Linked DNA regions of Homo sapiens: regions 2, 3, 4, 5 and 6 are each linked to region 1. The links are chromatin loops, found by intact Hi-C in ENCODE. Cell type or tissue: mammary epithelial cell. All regions are shown on one strand.

Region 1 (4,000 bases):
GCTGAGGCCCCTCCCAGTGCCCATACTTTTCCTGGCACCCAGGCGCACTTCCTGCTTGTCAGTTGTTTTTCTTCCCTCATTAAGCTCACTCTGAATTATCCCAGTGAGGCCCATTGTTGTTTAAAACAGGCAGCAAACTGACTCACTTATTAAAACTGAGCAGTGGGGAACAACATTCTGAGAATACCGTGAGGAGAGTCCTCACCCAGGATGTGGCTCAGGGTGGAGCACAGCGTGGCTCCCAGGCGTTCCAGGCCCTCTCATCAAGAGGCCGAGGCTGTTGGGCATCTTGTCTGAAACAGTGAGGCAGGTCTGCACTGAGGGCACCACCAGCCTTCCAGAGACAGCTGCCAGCACAGGCCCTGGGGCCCTGAGGCCCAGGCGAGAGACAGAGAAGCTGCGGGCAGCCCTGCCTGCCTTAGACCCTGTGGCTAGTTCTGGGACCTGACGAAGGCTTTCAGGTGGTAAGCTGTCCCCTGCTGTGGAATGAGTCTCTAGGTGGGACTCCTGAAGCAGGGGGGAGGCTACTGGGCCAATGGTGGGCAATGCCAGCATCTCATGGTCCCAGGGTCAGGGCAGCCTTCCCACGTAAGGGAGCCCCACTGAGGACTGGATTGTAACTATGAAATATTCCTGCATCCTGTCTTCTCTCCTCTCTAACATACCTTAGTCTAATGATCTGTTTGTGTGCAGGGATTTTCCTTTATCTTTACAGCCCCAGGGTCTGGCAGAGTCACTGGCATACAGTAGGTGCTCAGGCATGTTGAATGGGTAAGGCAACAGATGAGCTGACAACAGAGATCCTGCAGGCTGCCTTCCGGGCAATCTGGGAGGGCTGTGGTGACTATCGTGGCCTCTGCTCTTGCAGCATGGGGTCACTGGGGAGAATGTTTGCCTGAGTCAGTGGCGCCTCTGCGTTGCGCCATAGGATTTCTGGCCCAACTCCCCAACTGTGGAGAGGAACCACACTTGGTATTGCTGACAGGAGCCAGACTAGGCTTATTTCTCGGATTCTGTTGTTCCTCAGGCCCACTTGGAGCCACCCAGGGTTCTAGGTCAGTTCTCTGTTGAAAGGGCACGTCTCTGTAATTCTGACTGCCTATAAGTTCAGTTAGATCAAGCTTGTCCAACCCAAGGCACATAGGCCACATGTGGCCCAGGGTGGCTTTGAATGCAGTCTAACATAAATTCGTAAACTTCCTTTTTTTTTTCTTTTTTTGGAGATAGAATCTCCCTCTGTCACCCAAGCTGGAGTGCAGTGACACGATCTTGGCTCACTGCAACCTCCGCCTTTCAGGTTCAAGCAATTCTCTTGCCTCAGCCTCCCAAGTAGCTGGGATTACAGGTGCCTGCCACCACACCTGGCTAATTTTTGTATTTTTAGTAGAGAGGGGGTTTCACCATGTTGGCCAGGCAGTTCTCAAACTCCTGACCTCAAGTGATCTGCCCACCGTGGCCTCCCAAAGTGCTGGAATTACAGGCATGAGCCACTACACTCGGCATGTAAACTTTCTTAAAACATTATGAGATTTTTTTTTGGCGACTTTTTTTCTTTTTTTTTGCTCATCAGCTATTGTTAGTGTTAGTGTATTTTTTTTTTTTTTTTTTTTTTTTTTGAGATGGAGTTTCGCTCTTGTTGCCCAGGCTGGAGTGCAATGGCGTGATCTCCGGCTCACCGCAACCTCCGCCTCCTGGGTTCAAGCAATTCTCCTGCCTCAGCCTCCTGAGCAGCTGGGATTACAGACATGTGCCACCACACCCGGCTAATTTTGTATTTTTAGTAGAGATGGGGTTTCTCCATGTTGGTCAGGGTGGTCTTGAACTCCCAACCTCAGGTGACCCGCCAGCCTCGGCCTCCCAAAGTGCTGGGATTATAGGCTTGAGTCACCGCGCCCAGCCTAGTGTTAGTGTATTTTATGTGTGGTCCAAGATAATTCTTCCTCTTCCAATGTTGCCCAGGGAAGCCAAAAGATTGGACAGCCCTGAATTAGATGGTCATGTCAACAGGGAATGTGCTGGCCCTCAGCTTTCTCTCATCACTGGTTCTCAACTGAGGGCAATTTTGCAATTGCCAGGGGACATTGGGCAATGTCTGGACATTTTTGGATGTCAGGACTGGAGGGAGAGGGTGGCATGCTACTGGCATCTAGTGGGTGGAGGCTAGGAGTGCTGCTAAACATCCTACAATGCACAGGGAAGCCCCCCTCCCCAACACATCTGTTCCCAAATGTCAATTAGTGCCAAGGTTAAAAATCCCTGCTTACAGCCATGAAAATAAATCTCTTTCCTATTCCCAAGCCAGGGACACACTATCCCAACCAAATATAATATGGGACTTTTATGTTTTAAGCCAAAGCACAAAGAGTTCAAGAGTACGGTCTCTGCCACCCTTTCTTGCAGGACCAGTGCAAACATTTAAGTCAGACAAGCGGCCCCAGCAGGGCTTGAGATCCCACATATGGCCACTGGAGGGCAGCAGTGACTTCTCCCAGTTTGTCCTATGAGGCTAAGGCAAGTTTCCAGCCCAACAGCCTGTGGTCTAGGGCAGCCCTGGAGGAGCAGTCAGCTGTTAGGAGCATGTAAATAGGGTCAACAGACGCTAATGGAGCTAGGAGAAAATGGCTTTTCCTCCTCATTTAGTGTGGAAGGAAATATTAAAAAAGGGGACACGTGAGCCCCAGCGCCTCACACAGCGCAGGAGTCGGGAGGCAGCGAGCTCCCTTCCAGCTCCTCTGGGCTAGCCTCCTTCCCCAGGTCACGCTGATCCAGGGCCACGAGCCAGAATGCACACTCTCTGTCCACACTCCCCTCCCAGGAATCCGGGCTATGTGAAGCCCGGGCCCTGCAGCCCATCCCAGTTTCCACTGCATGCAGCCACCACCTGGACCATGCCAGGACCTGAGCCCAATCTGACAGCTGTGGCTGCTGAGCTGTCCTTTCTCGGAACCTAAGTGTTCTCCATTCTCTACCCCACACTGTCCTTTCTCCATCACATGCAGGTAGACCCTCCCTCTCAGCGAGCACAGGGGATGTGGAAGGGGACAGGCAGAGCCTCAGGGAAGCCAGAGGTGAGAGGTCACTCCCCAGCAGCATTTTTGGTCCCTGGCGGCTGGCTCACCATAACTCCAGAACTGCTATGGAGCAAGAAGAGTAAGCAGAGGCCCCTGCCCCTCCCGAGGTAGCCGTGAGCTAATGGAAGTGAACACAGCAGTACGCTGTGCAATACTGATCACCACTGTCCTCTCCTGGAGGGGACTCCTTGAGTCAGGATGAGGAGTGCCTGATCCACCTGCCCCAGGCGCTAGGAAGGCAAGCAAGGCCATGGCTCAAGCTTGCCACAATACATCTCTGGACTAAGGAAAGAGAAATACACTGGAATACAATGAGAAGTCCTAAGGCTGAGCTCTGCTGGCCAAGGAGACTGCGTGGGAAGGCAGCAGGTGGTGACCAGGCTGGAACTGCAGGGAAGTGGAGTGCAGGAGCTTTCAGCCCAGCCCAGGCACCTTCCCTCCCATCCTTGCCTGTTGGGTGTTCTGGGTCTGGAGAACCTAGAGCCAAATGCTCCTGCCTGTTTTGGGGAGCAACCAGGAAGGCGGGTGCTCCTTCCTGTGGCCTTCAGAGAGTGACTTGCTGGTCAATAAAGGATATTAAAATTAGTAAAATAATCAAGAAGTGAGGAGTTTTGAGTATTCATTCCTTTTGTTTTTAATTAAATTTAATTTTAAGTTAATATAACTTAATTTTTAGTAATGGCTCTATTTAAAACTGGTTCACAAAATTCCTGAAAACTTTACAAATGGTTGTAGGAAACCACCTGAGCCAATTCAGGGACACCACTGCACCTCAGATGAGAGGATGAGACCCAGAGAAGCCCCTTGAAATGACATCACATCTGCCGGGTCTGTGTGAACCAAGTGCTCAGGACAAACCCTGCCTCTCAGGATTGCAGTGGGAGCCCTGACTTCCAGTCCTTGGACAGAAAAGTACCAGGAAGGGATGC
Region 2 (4,000 bases), 340 kb after region 1:
CAGCCCCGAGGGCTGCTGGTTGCCCATTTTAACGGTTATTTCTTGATGATATGCTAAACAAGGGGTGTATTATTCATGCCTCCCCTTTTTAGACCATATAGGATAACTTCCTGATGTTGCCATGGCATTTGTAAACTGTCATGGTGCCGGTGGGAGCGTAGCGGTGAGGATGGCCAGAGGCAGAGGTCACTTTCATTGCCATCTTGGATTTGGTGGGTTTTGGCCAGCTTCTTTACTGCAAACTGTTTTATCAGCAAGGTCTTTATGACCGGTATCTTGTGTTGACCTCCTATCTCATCCTGTGACTTAGAATGCCTTAACCATCTGGGAATGCAGCCCAGTAGGTCTCAGCCTTATTTTACCCAGCTTCTATTCAAGAAGGAATTGCTCTGGTTCAAATGCCTCTGAAGGGAATAAGGAAGTTCTTTATGTATTGATAGGAAATTACCACCAAAATATACTGTTAATGAAAAAAGCAAGGAACAGAACACTATATATAGTATGTTAGTATTTATGTACACAAAGGGGTAAAATCTTATATAGGTATTTGCCTGTAAATGCATACACTGTATCTGGAAGGATGCCTAAGAATTAAGTGACAATAGTTGGTTGTCAAAAGAGGAACTAGGGTGGAATGGAAAATTACCACAGTACATATTTCTTACCTTTTGAATATTGAACAATATGAACAAATTATTTGAAAACGAATAAAAACTAAAATGAATAAAATACAGAACCATTGGCTAATGAATACACTGACCTTTAACTTAGCAAATTGAAGAAAATCTTAGTTGCCCTGGCATCTTGATTCAATTTTTGGAGAAACAAAAGGAAGTATGATGTTATTCAGAGGCATTGGCCATTTAAGTTATTCATTACCCTAAGGGTTGACAGAATTAGAAAAATCTACGTATAAAGTCAAGGACGGTGATATAAATTCATGGATATAATTTAATGGTTATCTTTAAGGAAAACAAGGGGTATTGGGTCACATCTCTGCTCTTAGAAGGTGATGCCACAGAATAATGAACAGATCATATAAACTCCCATAGTGCCACTGTTAGCCAGATATGAGCTGGAATTCTGTTCCTCAGCCACTTTCTCTGGTGACTTCTGGCAAAGCTAAACACTATAGGGGCTGCACGTGGTACTCATGGTGGCTCTGATTTCCACCTAAGGCTGATAAATTCCCTTCTTAACTGTCCACATTGAAGTGAATTGAAATTCTTTGTGACTAAACTTGATTGGCTCTAGGGTATTTGAACCCAAGAATTATTTTACTCTTTGTATAGTTCTCAATTTGTACTTCTGATGTGTTGCCCTATTCAGGTACCCTAAGAACCTGTGTATAAATTAAGGATTTCTTAGGTGACTTGGCTCGTTCAATGTTATGCAACCAAGAGATATTTGTTGAACATCAACTATGCCAAGTGAATGTGGGGATGAGTAAGAGCCAGCTACTATGACTTCAGGGGGCCCATACAGTCTAGCAGCAAGGTCAAGAGGGTGTGTCTTGCAGAGCAGGAGCTAACTGCTAGGCTGGAAAATACGGGAGTTTTAGAATGCTTTGGAATTCAGGTGGGTCATACACTACTCAATTTGTGTTTCATGTGGTGTGGATTCTAGGGAACTGTTTCAGAGAGAAATAAGAGATGTAAACATAGATTATTTATGTTGATTACTCTTACACACTCAAGTAACAGAAATGATAAAGGAAAATAGAAATGTTAAAGTGAATGCTGTGTCCCATGTTGCTTGTGGTTGGATCATCAATGTGGTGAAGTAGCACCACCTTGAGGCAGATGACATGCTGTACCTCTGTGGGCTTCCCGGGCCTCCTCCATATCTGGAATCATACAAGAGGCACCTGCACAGAACGTTTTCACATTGGGGTTTTCACATATTGTACTAGTGACATTGGGGTGAGGGGGAGAGGGAGTGGGGCAGAGGTCCCGCGGCAGGAATATGGACAGAAGCAGCCTTGTTTAAGGGCACTTGGTTCTACAGAGGCCGTTGGTCTGTTCCTTAATTGGGTGTGTTTTTCAATTATTTTGGTGCTTTTAACATATTTTGTCTGTAAGGGGATGTTAGTTGTAAATCTAAAGGAAAAATTGTGTATCTAAAAATTAATCAATCTGGCTGGGCGCGGTGGTCACGCCTGTAATCCCAGTGCTTTGGGAGGCGGAGGAGGGTGGATCACCTGAGGTCAGGAGTTCAAGACCAGCCTGGGCAACATGGTGAAACCCCATCTCTCCTAAAAATACAAAAATTAGCTGGGCACGGTGATGCGTGCCTGTAATCCGAGCTACTCAGGAGGCTGAGGCAGGAGAATCGCTTGAGCCTGGGAGGTGGAGGCTGCAGTGAGCCGAGATTGTGCCATTGCACTCCAGCCTGAGCAACAGAGCAAGACTCCATCTCAAAAAAAAAAAATTAATTAATTAATTTTCTTTTTTACCTTTATACATGGGGTTAAACTAAGTGATCATCAATGTCTATTTCAGCTAATAAAACATTATGATTTCCTATAATTTTACTTTCTTGAATCTATCACGGAGATAGTTTCTGATCCTGTTAATAATTTGCACCATCTAGAATTCTTATGTTAAAAACATTAAAACTGCAGCTGGGCGCGGTGGCTCACGCATGTAATCCCAGCACTTTGGGAGGCCGAGGTGGGCGGATCACGAGGTCAGGAGATCGAGACCATCCTGGCTAACACGGTGAATGAAACCCCGTCTCTACTAAAAATACAAAAAATTAGCCGGGCGTGGTGGCGGGCGCCTGTAGTCCCAGCTACTTGGGAGGCTGAGGCAGGAGAATGGCGTGAACCCAGGAGGCAGAGCTTGCAGTGAGCCGAGATCGCGCCACTGCACTCCCGCCTGGGCCACAGAGCGAGACTCTGTCTCAAAAAAAACAAAACAAAACAAAACAAAACAAAACAAAACAAAAAACATTAAAACTGCAAGAACAGTGACTATTAAACCCACTTTTAACTTTCTCTTTCTACTCTGTTCATTTCACTTGGACCGTTTGTCCTTTCTGCCCCTCCAAAGGATTAGTTCAAATTAATGTCTCACTTTAAATACTCTGATCCACCCTGATTTTGTTGTTCTCCCAACATTGACTAACTGCATTTACAGTCAAATGCTAAATTGTATGACGTTAATTCTCTTTTTTTTTGTATGACATAATTTTCAGGTGCTTAACCTTACTTCCCAATTAGGCTGAGAGCAAACTGGTGAACAAGATTCAGACCTTATTCTTCTGTTATGTCCTCATGATCCTGGGATCCACAGGAAATGCTTTAAAAAGAATTCGGTTAATTTGTACCATCTACACATTGATTTCACCCATGTTCATGTCCTTAAAATATCATCATACTTGTCATCAAGTATGACTGTTACCGAAATGGTGCTGTTACCCAATGACCAAGAAGGGGTATGTTTTCCATTTCTTCCCTTTTGTAAAATGCCAAAAAAGAAACCAAATAGTAAAAGCACTGAGATTAAAGGAGGAGAATGGGAGGTAAACAACTACTTTTGTGCTAAAAGTGTCCTATGGCATTTATATATATTTTTTCCGCAATTAATCCTATTCCCAACTCTTCACCAAGGATAGTACTGTGTCATGGTTACTATACCCTGGGCTGACATTTAGTCAGGAGGCAACAGTTGAACCAGTTGTTTCCAGCTAGTATCCATTTTGACTCGGTCTCTATATTATACTACTTGTTAAATATTTTTAGTATCTCCCCTCAGTAAAGCTGATAGACTGGCAGATTCTAAATACACCCACCCATTCTTGTGAACAAATATGAACTCCAGAATTTTTCCAAACGCTTCAGTTATGAAAGTGATGTTAAGAAGGATTTTATGAAAAAGCATTCAGTATCATTTGATTTTAAAGTTTGTAATTGGTTATGCTATACCTACTTGACTACCTCTAATACCTATTGGCTAAGGCACAGTGGCATGTGCCTGTAGTTCCACCTTTTCGGGAG
Region 3 (4,000 bases), 640 kb after region 1:
CTTGGCACATAGCTGGACTGAGCTGACCTCCACACTTCCTTCCTGACCTGAGAGCCTGTGACAGCCGCCTTCTCCAAAAGTCCTCCAGACTGTCATTCTTCCTTTTCCACAGGCTGCACTGTGAGGTTGCTCTTAAGGGTGAAGTGTAATTTATTTGCATTCCTTTCTTCATTCCCCGATCATGATTTCTAAATATTGATTTTTGCACTTGCTCCTCACTTCTTAAATTCTCAATAGGAATTTGGGGGCTCATCAGGCAGTCTGTTTAGAGCTGCTATAACCCAGGCATATTCTAGGCTTTATCTTAACTATAAATGTCACTAGAATCATAGAAAAATCTAACAAAGGAAATAGAGTTTGGATAGAGGAACATGAAGGCGAAAAAATTGAATGAATAATTGGAAAATGCACCCCCTTAACTAATATATCTGCAAAGAAACTTATGCTATTAACTTATCTATCATCAGTTAGTCCTCAAATTGAGCCACTAAGTTGATTCATTTGGGAACATAAGGAAGAAAAAAACCCAAAAACCAAAACAAAAACTAAACCATATTATGATAGAGCCACAATCAGACCCCTACCCATGAGAATTGTCACATCAGCTGGCTGGCTGTAAACTAACTGTGCAATAGAACTGAATGTATAATTATGCCACAGGAGGAAATCTACAGGAAATAAGATAATAGACTCCATTTTAATCAGAAGCCTGATAACCAGAAAGCTCAACTTCTATACTGTTTCCATGGAAAGGCAGATAAATATGAAAGAAATGTTATTTATTTTATAAATGACTTCCAGAATATTTTATAGGATTAACATGGTATAATTTAGCTTAAGTCATTCCGGGAAATTCTTTATAATTTTCTACAATAATAATGGGTATTTTAAATGGTTCAATTTAATGATTTTTAAAAGTACCTCTTCCAATAACTTCTTTCTTTGGTTATTGGTATTGCATGGATGAGAAATGTGTAGTTAATCAGAAAAGCATATTAACTGTAGTACTCCATTTCTTAATTGTCCTTGATACACATCATGAAAATGTATACAGTTGGCTCTACTAGCAAATGTGGAAAGTGGTGAAGCTGCTTAAAGGCTGTATTTCCCTTGAGCAAGTCACTTTTATATTCTGAATCTTATTCTCCTCGTCTTTATAATGCTCTGCATTTTGTTCACAAGACAGTTGTGGAATTAAAATGGGATAAGATAATATGAAAGTTCATGATAAGCCTCACAGTACTAAACATACCGAGGTAGCAGCATACTATGTTGATTCATCTTATTGTCATCAGCCACAGGCTGAGCCTTGGCCATGTGCTTGCTCTGGGAACTCGACAGTGGGAATCAGGGAGCTTGGGTTCCTGTTCTAGGGGTGCTGTCAACTAGCTGTGTGGACCTGGAGCCCCAGTTTTCTCCCTGGGTCTCAGGTTCCTCAGCAGAACAGGTATGGGACTAGTTGATGTCCAAGGCCTTTCTAGCACTAATATTCAATGCAGAGCCGTATAATCTGGGGTACTTCTCTTAGAAACTTCTAAAAATACAGAACTTTCTCTCTCACTACGAAATCTGACTGCAGTAGGACTGAATCAACTGCGTTGGCAAGGCTTTCCTCCAGCCCCGTAAGCTTCTGACTTCTTTGGGAACCCATATTGCCTCCAGTTTCTGGTGTCTGCTGCCACCTGCTGGTTAACTTCTATAAGAACAGCTAAAACCTAGGGAAATAGAACTGCTTTGCCTCACGTGCTTATAGAGTGATTAGGTCACACTGAGTCACCGATAGGCATCTACCACTGATGGGGACTCAGAGTACTTACACCAGGGATGAGACACATGTGTGCTGTGGGCTGTTGTGGAGGAAATAACTGCAGTCTATCAGTCTTGATATCTACCTCTGCTTTGAAAATTGCAAAGCTGTTGGCCAGCGTTCTAATCTGTTTTCTTCTGGGGTGTGTTTACTCTTCCAGCTCTCTGAGTCCTCCTCATCCTGTTCTTCTATCCATTCCATGGACACAAATTCCTCAGGGATGTCTTCCTTAATCAACCCCCTCTCCTCCCCTCCGTCCTGCAACAACAACCCCAAAATCCACAAGCGCTCTGTCTCGGTGACGTCCATTACCTCGACTGTGCTGCCTCCTGTTTACAACCAACAGAATGAAGACACCTGCATAATCCGCATCAGTGTGGAAGACAATAACGGCAACATGTACAAGAGCATCATGGTGAGGAGCAAGCCCTGACCCAGGAGCGGGTTTCCATTTAGATTGTGTGTCTGTGTCTGTCGGCCGCTCAGACTAATAGCCCTAAATATGCACACTCAATATTAGCATATACATATATGCATTCACACAGAAGGGATGTGTGTCAGTTCCAGGTCTCCCTGGGCATAGATGCTGAATGATATATGTATATAAAATATATATACATATATATGCACACACATGGTGTATATAGGATATAATTTTCACATCTTAAAGAAATGCTAAAACTTATTCGTTTAGGTCAGTATTAGCCATTTGAAAATTCTCAATTTGGGTGACAGTGTAAATGTGCTCCAGGGAGGATGACACAACCTCACACATTTTTGGAAGCCTTCCTATGGAATTATATGTCTGGTTTTATCATTGAATTTCCACACATTCTTAGCAGTGTACTCCCCTGATGGCAGATTTTTGTCATTTAGTCATTTGGATCAAACCTAGTTAATAAAGTGGATGATCAAGCTAGAAATACAGTTTGGGTTAATGAGGAACGATGCCTATAAAATGAGACTGACCTTTTTGAGCTTCTTGTAAAATCTGTGTGTTTCTGAGGACAATTGCAAAGATATTTTTAATAATGGCAGTCTTTTGGGAATACACACAGAGCCTCTCATGGCGATAACCTTGGGTATGTGAGGTCTGGTAGGTTTATCACAAGAATATAAACTCCTTAGTTTATGGGAGATAATCATGTATTGGAAATCACTTTATCCTTTGCAGCAAAATCCCACAGCTAATTCCACATCTCTCCTCATCTTTATCACTCGCCTCTTTGAAGGCACACTCAGTGCTTACAAGCTCAGGTCTGAATATGGCATAAGTGGTATGGAGGCTCCACATAAAAGCTTTGCTAAAGCATTTATTGAGTCAACAAAATATCAAACATTTATTGCGTTCTAGTCATTAGATCAGGCTTTGGGGATAGGGAGATGAGTGAGACATTTCTGCCTTTGAGGAACTTTTAATTAGAAAGGGAGCCCACAAAGCATTATTCACAATGTGCAAAATAATAGAGCCAAGATCAGGTGGTAAAGGGCCTTGTGGCCCACACAGAGGAGTGTGTTAATCCCGCAGGCAATAGGGTCTTGTTGAAGGCTTTTAAGTAGTGATGGGATTTGCTCATTAAGAAAGTCATGGCACTGTGTTTGCTGGAGTGTCGGGGTAGACTGGAGGCGGGGAAGCAAGTTAGGAAGCTGCTATCATGTTCCATGTAGGAGAGGATAAGGGCTTGAATGACGGTCATGTGGCTGGAGATGGTGAGGATTTTTGAAAGCTTTTGATGAGGTAGAATTGTAGAATCCATTCATTTAGTTACCAACTTTTTGGTTACTGTTGTGGAGGACTAGAGGCTGTCTGGGTAGTTGGTGGGTCTGTGAGATATGAACTACCAGAGGAGGATATTCAGGGACATTTAAATCAGAGGTACCAGTATGACATCAGATGGCATTGTCTGATAGATGGTCAGAAACATGGGCTGGTGCAAGGCTGGTGCTGAGATCAAATACTGGGAGTTGTCAAACCCCACAGGGGGGACGTGGTCTCGCGAGACTGAGTGTAGGATGAGGCAGAATGCAAGTGGTAATGAGGGAGGGGCTAATAAAGGAGCACCCGAGAGGTAGAGGAAACACAGGGAAGCCAAGGTCCTCCATGTGGTTACTGCCTGCTCAGCATGGTCTGTTCACCTGGCACCTCTTACCTGCACCAATCAGAGAGAATGTCCACTGCATAACTCTACAGTG
Region 4 (4,000 bases), 82 kb before region 1:
ATGGTATCCAATAAGGTATATTAAGATTTAGTTTTTAGTGTAACTTCTTTGAAAAAATGAAATAGGAGACTAGTTGAGATTGTCAGCCCCAATTTGTGTCTGCCCACCATGATGGTTTTCTTTTATAAAGCAAGAATTTTAAGAAGCAGAGGAAATGAAGACATAAAATGAAGTGTATGTGAATGAATGGAAGAGAGATGAAGATGTCCCAGTGGTGAGCGTTATATGAAATTAGGCTGGAAAAGTAGATAGGGTAAGACCATGATAGTCCTTGTAGGCAATATTGAGGAATTCTGGTGCTTAACTTCAAAGGAAAGGAAAGAAACTACAGAATATTAAGCAGAGAAGCCATGATACAATTTGTATTTTGGAAAGATTTTCTGATTGCTGAGTGGAGGGAAGCAAAAGAAGTTGCAGGGAATTCAGCTAAGAAGTGATGGCAGGCAAGAGATGATTGAGGTTTGGTCTAGATATGGCTATAGTGGAGATGGACTTGATTGGATTTGAGATATTTAGTGGGTTATATCAACAAAATTCAGTGTTAAATAGGCAGGTGAGAAAGATGGAGAACCTGTAAGGATAGCTTCCAGCTTTCCGACTTGAAGGCATGGCAATCATAAGTTTGGTTTTAAACAGGTTTTGTGTAAAGAACTTTTGAGATAACCAATTGGAAATGTAAAGTGAGCTGGGCGCAGTGACTCGTGCCTGTAATCCCAACACTTTGGGACGGTGAGGTGGGCAAATCACTTGAGATCAGGAGTTCGAGACCAACCTGGCAAACAAGGTGAAACCCTGTCTCTACTAAAAATACAAAAAATTAGCCGGGCGTGCTGGCGGGCGCCTATAGTCCCAGCTACTTGGGAGGCTGAGGCAGGAGAATGGCGTGAACCTGGGAGGCGGAGCTTGCTGTGAGCCGAGATCGTGCTACTGCACTCCAGTCTGGGCGACAGAGCGAGACTCCGTCTCAAAAAAAAAAAAAAAGTAAAAGTAATAAGTAAATAAGTAAATAAATAAAGTGGATGGCAGACATGAGGACCTGAAGTTGAGGATGAAGTTTGGGCCAAGGAAGTATCTTCGGATGTCAACAATTACGGTGGTTATTGAAGTCCTTGTCATGGATGAGATTACCCAAGGGAGACTCAGACTGAGACGTTGTGGAGATTAAGGAGCCCTGAGGAGCACCGACATTTAGAGTAGGGGTAAGGAAAGGAGCCAGCAAAGCCTTGAATAGGGAAGGTCAGAAGGCAGACAGACACCTGGCAGTATGACATCATTGTATCCAAGGGAAGAGAGTTGCACAAAGGAAGGAGGGAAAAAGATTTGATGTCTCAGAAAGAGAATGAGGGACACATGCAGGAAAGGAAACACAGGGCACATCCCTTTCCTCTAAATAAGAAAGATAATTGAGCATCATCTTTTTTTTTTTCTTTCTTTTTTTTTTTTTTTTAATTGAGACAGAGTCTCACTCTGTCGCCAGGCTGGAGTGCAGTTTCGTGATCTCGGCTTACTGCAACCTCCACCTCCTGCGTTCAAGTGATTCCCCTGCCTCAGCCACCCCAGTAGCTGGAACTACAGGTGCCTGCCACCACACCCGGCTAATTTTTTTGTGTATTTTAGTAGAGACAGGGTTTCACCATGTTGGCCATGATGGTCTTGACCTCCTGACCTCATGATCTGCCCGCCTTGGCCTCCCAAAGTGCTGGGATTATAGGCGTGAGCCACCGTGCCGGGCTGAGCATTATCTTTAAATGGTTCATAGTTCGACTAATTCACGGGAGATTACAGGTCACATCATATAAACTTGCTGCTGTTTCACTGAATCAGTTTTAGTGCACTAAGCAACCGAAATGGTAGCAACAGCAACAAAGCACTACGTAATAGCAACCAGCACACACTGTCAGGTTTAAACATGATGCTCAAATTCCTAGCTCCTGACACCGTCCCACACAGCCGCCAAGTACACTACCTATCAAGGCTGCCTGAGCACTGCAAACTGATCTCATGCTCTGAGGCCTGCCTCATCGCCTTGCCCTCCTCCCACACAGCCCTAGGCTCGCTGCCCGTTGAGGTGGCAGGCAGAAAGCATTGCAGCTCTGGGGTCATAGACCACAGATGGGTGGGCAGTCCTAGGGTGGAAATAGTTCATCTGGTATGAGCAGCAACCTGAAAGTCCCAGACCCTTAATCTCATTGAAAATCTCATGTTCCTCTCACAATTCTTTCTGTTCCCATCTCACCATGGATTTTTTTGCTTGGAACATTAGTTTTTTTACACTGAATGTCATATATGTAGACAATGGAAACTTTGTGTAATGTATTGGGGAAATTTGAAAGTAGGCTTCTGGACGTCAGGGAGATTTCTGTATGTTCAGGTTCTTGTTGGCTTTTCTTTTTTTTTTTTTTTTTTTTTTTTTGAGACAGAGTCTCGTACTGTCACCTAGGCTGGAGTGCAGTGGCACCATCTTGGCTCACTGCAACCTCCGCCTCCCAGGTTAAAGGATTCTCCTGCCTCAGCCTCCCAAGTAGCTGGGACTACAGGCTTGCACCACCACACCCAGCTAATTTTTGTATTTTTAGTAGAGATGGGGTTTCACTATGTTGGCCAGGATGGTCTTGATCTCTTAATCTCGTGATCCACCCACCTCGGCCTCCCAAAGTGCTGGGATTACAGACTTTTCTTAGAGTCAGACTGCCTATATTCCTTCCTTCCTTTCTCCTTCCTTCCTTCCTTCCTTCTTTCCTTCCTTCCTCCCTCCCTCTCTTTCTTCCTTCCTTCCCTCCCTCATTCCCTCCCTCAATTCCTTTCTCTCTCCTTCTATCCATCATGCTATCCACCATCTTTCCATCCATCCATCCATCCAAGCACTGCATTAGGTACAGTGGGGATATAAGGTGAGAAATGCTGTAGAAGAAGTAAGTCATAGACATAAACAGTGATGACACAGGATAGAACGAGGCAAATGCTGAGAGAGGTGAGGATGAAGTGCTCTGGGCTTTCACGGGAGAGAGAAGCTGCCAGAAGGTATCCGCAAGGAAGTGCACAATCTGATTTATGCACCTAAAAAGAAGACTGGCTGTTACCTGGAAATAGATTTAGGGAGGGTGGAAGCAGGGAGTGCTCCTGATAAAGGAAATAGCAAGCCTAAAAGCCAGAGGTGGGAAAGGGTTAGTGCAGCCTAGATCTGTGCATTGGAGCCCAGTGAACTCTTGATGAGGTAAAGTTGGAAAGGTTGGCAGGGGCCACATCTGCTGAGTTTTGAAAGAAGTTTGGATTTTTAATTTTGTCATTACCGTTAAAGCACTAAAAAGCATGATGATTTCACAGATTATACAAAGACAGCGATTAGATCACCTTAGTGAAAAGCAGAGCATGTTTTTCAGTTTAGAACAATAGAAAGAGGGCCGGGCGCGGTGGCTCAGGCCTGTAATCCCAGCACTTTGGGAGGCCGAGGCAGGCAAATCACCTGAGGTCAGGAGTTCAAGACCAGCCTGGCCAACATAGTGAAACCCTATCTCTAATAAACATACAAAATCAGCCGGGCATGGTGGTGGGTGCCTGTAATCCCAGCTACTCGAGAGGCTGAGGCAGGAGAATCACTTGAACCTGGGAGGCAGAGGTTGCAGCAAGCCAAGATCGCGCCACTGCACTCCAGCCTGGGCGACAGAACGAGACTCTGTTTCAAAAAAAAAAAGAACATTAGAAAGAGGACCTGCTTATAGAAACACAATCATATGTATGCCAAGTGATTGAAATTTCTCGTAATTGTATGCCTCAAAAGGGCACTGTTTCTTATGGGAAATTTAAAATGAGATCCCGATGAACTGCTACTACTGATGATGATTATTTCAAGGCCTTGTCCTGCGTACAACCTGAGGAAATATTTTCTGTTTCCTTTTATTCTCCTAAGGCCACAGCTGGGAAACCGCCTTTGCCCCTTTGCTTCCTGTCCTAACCTGTTGGAGCTGCGTGTTTTAGTGAGGGGTGGGAGTGTTGTGAAGTG
Region 5 (4,000 bases), 400 kb after region 1:
ATATTTAGTGCTTCCTTCAGGAGCTCTTGTAAGGGAGGCCTGGTGGTGACAAAATCTCTCAGCATTTGATTGTCTGTAAAGGATTTTATTTCTCCTTTGCTTATGAAGCTTAGTTTGGCTGGATATGAAATTCTGGGTTGAAAATTCTTTTCTTTAAGAATGTTGAATATTGGTCCCCACTCTTTTCTGGCTTGTAGAGTTTCACCCAAGAGATCCACTGTTAGTCTGATGGGCTTCCCTTTGTGGGTAACCCGACCTTTCTTTCTGGTTGCCCTTAAAAATTTTTCCTTTGTTTCAACCTTGGTGAATGTGACGATTATGTGTCTTGGGGTTGCTCTTCTCGAGGAGTGTCTTTGTGGTGTTCTCTGTATTTCCTGAGTTTGAATGTTAGCCTGTCTTGCTAGTTTGGGGAAGTTCTCCTGGCTAATATCCTGAAGAGTGTTTTCCAACTTGATTCCATTCTCCCTGTCACTTTCAGGTACACCAATCAAATGTAGGTTTGGTCTTTTCACATAGTCCCATATTTCTTGGAGGCTTTGTCTGTTCCTTTTCATTCTGTTTTCTCTAATCTTGTCTTCACACTTTATTTCATTAAGTTGATCTTCACTCTCTGATATCCTTTCTTCCGCTTGTTCAATTTGGCTATTGATACTTGTGTATGCTTCACAAAGTTCTCGTGCTGTGTTTTTCAGCTCCATCAGGTCATTTATGTTCTTCTCTAAACTGGTTATTCTAGTTAGCAATTCCTCTAACCTTTTTTCAAGGTTCTTAGCTTCCTTGCATTGGATTAGAACATGTTCCTTTAGCTTGGAGGAGTTTGTTATTACCCACCTTCTGAAGCCTACTTCTGTCAATTCATTAAACTCATTCTCCATCCAGTTTTGTTCCCTTGCTGGCGAGGAGTTGTGATCCTCTGGAGGAGAAGAGGCATTCTGGTTTTTGGAACTTTTAGCCTTTTTGTGCTGGTTTTTCCTCATCTTCATGGATTTATCCAGCTTTGGTCTTTGATGCTGGTGACTTTGGATGGGGTTTTTGTGTGGATGACCTTTTTGTTGATGTTTATGCTATTCCTTTCTGTTTGTTAGTTTTCCTTCTAACAGGCCTCTGTGCTGCCCCTCCTTCCACCAAGCTCGAGCGTCCCAGGTCGACTCCAGACTGCTGTGCTGGCAGCAAGAATTTTATGCCAGTGGATCTTAGCTTTCTGGGCTTCATGGGGGTGGGATCCACTGAGCTAGACCATTTGCCTCCCTGGCTTCAGCCCCCTTTCCAGGGGAGTGAACCGTTCTGTCTCACTGGTGTTCCAGGCGCCACTGGGGTATGAAAAAAACTTCTGCAGCTAGCTTGGTGTCTGCTCAAATGGCTGCCCAGTTTTGTGCTTGAAACCCAGGGCCCTGGTGGTGTAGGGACCCGAGGGAATCTCCTGGTCTGTGGGTTCCGAAGACCATGGGAAAAGCGTAGTGTCTGGGCCAGAGTGCACTGTCCCTCATGGCACAGTCCCTCACAGCTTCCCTTGGCTAGGGGAAGGAGTTCCCTGATCACTTGTGCTTCCTGGTTGAGAGGACGCCCCCACCCTGCTTCGGCTCACCCTCCATGGGCTGCACCCACTGTCTAACCAGTCCCAGTGAGATGAGCTAGGTATCTCAGTTGGAAATGCAGAAAATCACCCGCCTTCTGCGTTGATCTTGCTGGAAGCTACAGACCAGAGCTGTTTTTATTTGGCCATCTTCTATTTACATTTATTTTTATATGTAGTTATATATTTAAAACTTTATCTTGACCACTTGATTTAGAGTAATGGAAATTGGAGAAATGTATACAGTACAGAACATTCTACATTGGCTTTTTTTTTCCTATTTAAAATGCTTAAACGTTCTTTAACTCAAGAACTTTAATTTTGCTAATAACAAAGATTCTTAAGCTTAGTGTGAAACATGGAAAGGAAACGCCAGCAGCCTGGTTATGAATAGGATCAGCAGTGCCATCTTGTGGTAAATACCTTGAATTACAATTAGAGGCACCCGCATGGGATCTGGGAGACTAAGAAATTCTACTCTATGCTCAGTGATTTACATAGAATGTAAAAGGTATTTCTCACCATTTTAAGACTTTGGGTTTATATAATCAGAGGAGGTTCTTCCTTTACAAATGTGGCAAAGACTACAGTTTTCTACAAGACCTTTTAATGTTGAGCTTTTAATGTTACATACAATTACATTAAATGTTACTGTATGTAATATTAAAAACTACAGTTATAATTTCAAAAAGATTATAGTACATGAAACATTTTCTCTAGCAGCAGCTCTAATGTGTAATAAAACCTAGTATTATAGGTTAAATTGGATATATCTATAACATAATAAGGTAAGCAGCTATAGATAAGTCAAAGCATGGCAAGTATATGATCAGATAATAATCCTGTTTCCTTCAGACCTAACATGTGGTAATACAGTAATTTTGTGTTCTTTAGCTTGTCTGCTGCTTTTGAAAATTCTTTTCAACAGTTAACAAATATTGATGAATCCAACTGGAAAAAATAATGTTTACCTATTCATTAGTTCCAAGTCTGTGATAGTTAAATACGTGGGACCATTGTAGTTTCTAGAATAATTACATTTAAAATCCCCAGCACCTTGCAAAAATATTTATTCAATTCATATTTTGCTTTTTACGTTATCAACACATATTAGTTTAGAGAGTTTAGCACAAATCACTAACTAGACCAGTATTAGTAATCCATTGGTAATTCCAAGTCTCACACTGGATCATCTTGAAAATAGTTCATGGGTTACTATTTTTTTCATTAGTTATATATGTCATGCCGAATCAACATTATTTTCAGAAGTCATTCCTCTTTATTTTATTGCCCTTTTGTGTCACTTTCTTTTTCAAATTATAAAAGTAATATATGTTCATGATGCAAGTTCAGATATTAAAGTAATCATTCCTGATAAACTTAACCCCTGGAAATAATCACCATTTACAGTCTGGTGTATTATTTTCAGTTGCTGCATTTATTAATAAAAATATTTTCTCTTTTCAGTTGGTCAGAGGTAGGGGCACCCCATCTTCATTTCCCTCAGTGGCACTTTCTTCCAGAAAATTTGCTGACAATATGTTTTTTTTGTCTGCTAAGATAACTGGGAATTTCATTACCCTGATAGGAAATTTTGATTTTTATTCCTAGTTTTGCTGTTTCTCACTTCCTGCAGTGTTGGATTTATTGGGCACTGGATGACAACACTCTGTAGTGCTATACAGATTTCCTAGCATGTTCAGATATACATTAACCATGCATAGAAAGGTTGTAGAAAGCTTAATGACTTTGCCCAAGTTAGCTAACATGTGACTAGCCACGATTTAAATCCCTTCTGATTATACCTGTACCTAGGTGAATTCTTCTGGTCCCATGACTTTAAATACCATCTGTATTTGAGATGACTCTCAAATTTGTATCTTTAGCCCTGCCTTCCCCCCTGAGCATCAGACTTGTATATGCAATTTAAAAAAATACATCTCCGCCTCAGTGCCATCTCAAACCTTGACTTGGCAATAAAGAGAATGCTTGATGTCCTCACCGCTACCTTTTTTCTCCCAAAGACTTCTCCATTTTAGCTATTGGCATCATTAGCTATCCATTTGCCTAAGCACAAACCTTGGAATAACCTTTGGTTTTTCTCTTCTTCAAGCGTGACATCAATCCATCAGCACATGCTGATTCTAACTACGTTTCCCTAACATAAGTTCATCTCTTACCTAGGCTAACATAATCACATCCCAATTGGTTTTCCTGCTTCCCCTCTGTCTGTCATCACCATTATGTGCTATTCTATTACCTTTTTATTTTTTTCATTATATTTAACAATATCTGGTATTATTGGCTTTTGGATCTATTGTCTGTCTTACTTTCCTTCTAGAATGTAAGCTCTGCAAGGCAGAAACTTTTATCTTGTCACCACTGAATCCCCAAGACCTAGAACACTGCTGGCAGGTAGGTTTCGTG
Region 6 (4,000 bases), 260 kb after region 1:
CTATAGAATAGGAATTATATATAGCTACCTTATAGGACATATCAAGGGCCCTAGACCAGTGTCTTGCACTTGAAGCATGCTCAGAAAATGTAAATTCTAGCAAACGTTGAAAGAGCCAGAGGGATAGGTTGTGACGATGTTAAGTGTGATAATGAGAACCTCAGTTTCTACATAACTACTTTTTGTGTTACCTGAATCCACATTGTTATATCCTGCTGTTTTCATGGTTATTAGTGCTAGGAATATATTGACTTGGATCCACACACAATTCAGTTGTTATTTTTTAAGTTAATGTTTTTTATATATGGATTTATTTTTGCTTTTTTAGGCTGATTCAGTGTGAAAATGAGGTAGGGAAATTGTTGTTTATCACAGAAATCCCAGAATTAATACTGGAAGACCCCAGTGAAGCCAAAGAGAACCTCATTCTGCAAGAAACATCTGTGATAGAGTCGCTGGCTGCAGATGGGAGCCCAGGGCTAAAATCAGTGCTATCTACAAGCCGAAATTTAAGCAACAACTGTGACACAGGAGAGAAGCCAGTGGTTACCTTCAAAGAAAACATTAAGACACGAGAAGTGAACAGAGACCAAGGAAGAAGTTTTCCTCCCAAAGAGGTGAGAAGGGACTATAGCAAAGGAATAACTGTAACTAAGAATGATGGAAAGAAGGACAACAACAAGAGGAAAACTGAAACCAAGAAATGCACCTTAGAAAAGTTACAGGAAACAGGAAAGCAGAATGTGGCAGTGCAGGTAAGCTGTATTTGAACTATAAAGCAGGTAGAGGAAGGCTCACACAAAAGGCAAGATTTTTCATTTTGTTCTAAAGCCATGAGAATTGGCCGTCCTGGAAGTTTAAATGCATTATTTAATTGCATAGTAAGGTTATATAAAGAGCTGTGATAGATGGTTACTTTTTCAATTCTTGGGAATTGTGAGTGAAAAAAAAATCTCAGCCTGATTTGACACTTTCGTCAGTCTTCACCAATTTAAGCAGTTTGAAAGGATTAGTTGCAGAGTTGTCAGTTTCACACAGGATTATATTTTATTTAGAAGATATAACTACCATTTGTCAATGCTATAGTGGAGATTTGGGGTCTTCTGTAGATCCAGTAGAACCAAGAGTATATTAAGGCTTATGCAGTTTTTTTTTTTAGATTCACTATAATATATATATATGTGTGTGTGTGTGTGTGTGTGTGTGTGTGTGTGTGTGTGTGTATTTTTTTTCTTGGAAAAATATGAGACTTTTTTATTGACAATTATACTTGTCCCGGCTATTGGTATTAATATCACTTTAATCTTATCCTGGATCCTGGGAATTTATAAAGGAAGAACCCAGGTTTCTTGCTGGGAAAAGATAAGCACTGCTCAGTTATTTGTGACTTTCTTTTTATTAATATATTTTCCCAAATAGAAAAGATGGTTTCATGTAAACAGAAAAGGGCCTTTATTCTGTGATGGTTTTATTAATACTATTAATGTTTGAATAAATACTTAAGCAGCCATGTGAGTTGTTAACACATTTTAGCAAATGTATGTGTTTGCATGAGAAACTTTACATTGTTGAAGGCTGCTTACAAATAAATAGTACCTTTGAAGTATTTCTCTAATTTTTTTGAGAAAGAGAAATAAGAAAATAATAGTTCCATTTTAACATTATAGCAAGGAGAGAAACAGAAAGACAAGGTAGAAATTAAGACATAGGGGAGAGAGAGAGATGCTAGGGAAAGGCAAGAAAAAAAAAAATGAACTAGAAAGCCAAAGGATCCGAGTTTTAGAGATAATGAGTCCAGCATTTTCTGTTTACCTTTCCTCCATTCTCTGTAACTGCTCACAATAAGGTCCAGACTGAAAATACAATCTCCTTTTTTGGTTTCTCATCCATCTCAAATCACCTATAAATGATTAAAGAAAGAAAGAGTAAACATATCACCACACTCTGTACCTCGTCCTGGGTTTTCTATAAATGCTACTCATGTTCCCTCATTTTGCTCAACTTTGAGCAGTGCATATGACATCTACTCTCTGGCTCCATCTATAGGATCTCAGGGCCTGTTCCTTACTGCTGAAAGTATCCTTATTTATTCTGAAGGGTGGTAAAGTTGCAGGGTGGAAGGTGGATGCCTGACTGCACATATGGCTACCCAGATGAAATCAAACTGAGGGCCAAAATAACTCACCTATGGGTTAATAGTCATTATTAGTTCATAATTCATGTATGTCGTTTAATGAATTAGAGTATAGAGAACCCTGGGCCCCAGAACAAGCAACTTAAAGTCATAGACAAGTTTTTTTCAACTTGTTAGCATCAGGCATCTCATTTGTAAAACAAATGGGCTCTAAGGTCCTTTACATTTTTGGATTTTTGTGATCATGGGAAAGCAAAATAATTAGTAAAACTAAGATAGTAAAATTATCTTTTATTGGCTATTAAATAATTTGCTTTGATTTTCCATTTTTAACTTAGGTGAATTTAAATATCTTCAGCATGTACTTTTTGATCTAATGAGGTTTTAAATACTTTCTTAGGAGTAGGGTCTTCTTTCTAGCACATTTGAGTTTCAATTTATTATAGATAGTTTTGCTTCTATTGGTTACAGGTAAAATCCCAGACAGAACTAAGAAAGACTCCAGTGTCTGAAGCCAGAAAAACACCTGTAACTCAAACCCCAACTCAAGCAAGTAACTCCCAGTTCATCCCCATTCATCACCCTGGAGCCTTCCCTCCTCTTCCCAGCAGGCCAGGTAAATATGTTTTGTAATTTCTTCTACTTAATCTTTTCTGTGCAAGAATTTCTATTCAGTCACTGAGAAATGTGTTTTCTGTTGGAGTAATGTTACTAAGCCATAAAAAGTTCTATTTTCCCTAATACTTATAAAATTATTTTTGAACTGTTTGTGTGTAGTGTACATACAAGTGCATGTTTGTTATTATGAAGGAAATCCTATCACTAAATACAGAAGCTACTCACAGAACACTGATTACTTCAGTGGATAGAGGAAAAATATCAAGTCTATTTTTAGTTCTTCAAATCAAGTTAAAGATTGACAACATGACTAATCTCTTTTGTGATGTGTTAGAAGACTCCCTCTACCTACCTGTTAAAAAAAAAATGACTTTTTTTGCAATTTTTTGCTGTTTCCTTAAAACTAAAGCTGTGTTCTTCTGTTTTGAAGGGTTTCCGCCCCCAACATATGTTATCCCCCCGCCTGTGGCATTTTCTATGGGCTCAGGTTACACCTTCCCAGCTGGTGTTTCTGTCCCAGGAACCTTTCTTCAGCCTACAGCTCACTCTCCAGCAGGAAACCAGGTGCAAGCTGGGAAACAGTCCCACATTCCTTACAGCCAGCAACGGCCCTCTGGACCAGGGCCAATGAACCAGGGACCTCAACAATCACAGCCACCTTCCCAGCAACCCCTTACATCTTTACCAGCTCAGCCAACAGCACAGTCTACAAGCCAGCTGCAGGTTCAAGCTCTAACTCAGCAACAACAATCCCCTACAAAAGCTGTGCCGGCTTTGGGGAAAAGCCCGCCTCACCACTCTGGATTCCAGCAGGTAAGTTACAGTTGTGTGTACTATCCAGCTGAATGAAATAAGGGGAAATGCTGAAAGATTCAATGTTAGAAATGCTCATTAAACTTTGACATACTTCTTGCTTAGATTTATAGTGATTATGGGAAAACAAAAGTATTGTCTCTACTGTTTATGAAAGTTCAAATGTTTTCCTTACTCTTGTAAAGGATAAAATACTAGATCTTAAGTACCATTCTTGGCTGCTACTAAGTGTCCATTTTATTGAAAATGGATTTTCTGCAAATAATTCTCCTATAGGAACATAAACTACTAGGGAAATAGAATCACAGTCTTGATGAGGTGCTAAGACAGATGTGACACCAATCTTAAATGTTGTCGTTGGAAGCACAGCACTTGAAGCAGAAAGGGGAAACAAACACTCTTATGCAAATATATTCATTCATTCATTAAACCTCT

Evidence for each region. Hi-C counts contacts between places; a loop is a spot of excess contacts. Peaks named below come from ENCODE experiments on the same cell type or tissue, not always from the same donor. Only the 100,000 strongest peaks of a DNase experiment are listed, where the experiment ranks them.
Region 2: it touches region 1 in a loop (16-fold over the local background); 47 of 110 quality-filtered maps call a loop at or near these places.
Region 3: it touches region 1 in a loop (25-fold over the local background); 13 of 110 quality-filtered maps call a loop at or near these places.
Region 4: it touches region 1 in a loop (2.8-fold over the local background); 3 of 110 quality-filtered maps call a loop at or near these places.
Region 5: a loop joins it to region 1, with 5 times the contacts of the local background. A loop is called at or near these places in 16 of 110 quality-filtered maps.
Region 6: a loop joins it to region 1, with 19 times the contacts of the local background. A loop is called at or near these places in 44 of 110 quality-filtered maps.

The regions. Positions count from the first base shown.
Region 1 is chr1:183,279,186-183,283,185 of GRCh38, forward strand. All of the region lies in intron 7 of NMNAT2 (nicotinamide nucleotide adenylyltransferase 2), which reads right to left. Among named protein-coding and RNA genes, the nearest start is that of LAMC2, 95 kb to the left of the region's middle. RefSeq lists enhancers at 1-264, 265-1,075, 2,648-2,707 and a silencer at 2,388-2,437. In mammary epithelial cell, a CTCF peak has its summit at 2,470 (motif pointing right); DNase peaks (open chromatin) are centred at 176, 806, 2,116 and 2,466; H3K27ac peaks cover 2,271 bases.
Region 2 is chr1:183,621,605-183,625,604 of GRCh38, forward strand. It overlaps ARPC5 (actin related protein 2/3 complex subunit 5), which reads right to left. Exons shown (of 4, transcript NM_005717.4): 4 at 1-4,000. Among named protein-coding and RNA genes, the nearest start is that of ARPC5, 12 kb to the right of the region's middle. In mammary epithelial cell, a CTCF peak has its summit at 1,789 (motif pointing left); a DNase peak (open chromatin) is centred at 1,777.
Region 3 is chr1:183,914,480-183,918,479 of GRCh38, forward strand. RGL1 (ral guanine nucleotide dissociation stimulator like 1) reads left to right here. Exons shown (of 18, transcript NM_001297671.3): 16 at 1,968-2,222. Among named protein-coding and RNA genes, the nearest start is that of RGL1, 110 kb to the left of the region's middle. RefSeq lists an enhancer at 1,566-1,755. In mammary epithelial cell, a CTCF peak has its summit at 1,684 (motif pointing left); DNase peaks (open chromatin) are centred at 1,332 and 1,712; H3K27ac peaks cover 444 bases.
Region 4 is chr1:183,196,710-183,200,709 of GRCh38, forward strand. All of the region lies in intron 1 of LAMC2 (laminin subunit gamma 2), which reads left to right. Among named protein-coding and RNA genes, the nearest start is that of LAMC2, 12 kb to the left of the region's middle. In mammary epithelial cell, no CTCF peak of the experiment used is centred here; a DNase peak (open chromatin) is centred at 1,912; H3K27ac peaks cover 3,657 bases.
Region 5 is chr1:183,683,318-183,687,317 of GRCh38, forward strand. It overlaps a transcript of RGL1 not described here. Among named protein-coding and RNA genes, the nearest start is that of APOBEC4, 32 kb to the left of the region's middle. RefSeq lists an enhancer at 879-1,380. In mammary epithelial cell, a CTCF peak has its summit at 1,982 (motif pointing left); no DNase peak of the experiment used is centred here.
Region 6 is chr1:183,541,748-183,545,747 of GRCh38, forward strand. It overlaps SMG7 (SMG7 nonsense mediated mRNA decay factor), which reads left to right. Exons shown (of 23, transcript NM_001375584.1): 14 at 329-755; 15 at 2,606-2,750; 16 at 3,183-3,565. Among named protein-coding and RNA genes, the nearest start is that of NCF2, 47 kb to the right of the region's middle. RefSeq lists a silencer at 2,115-2,164. In mammary epithelial cell, a CTCF peak has its summit at 2,051; a DNase peak (open chromatin) is centred at 2,034.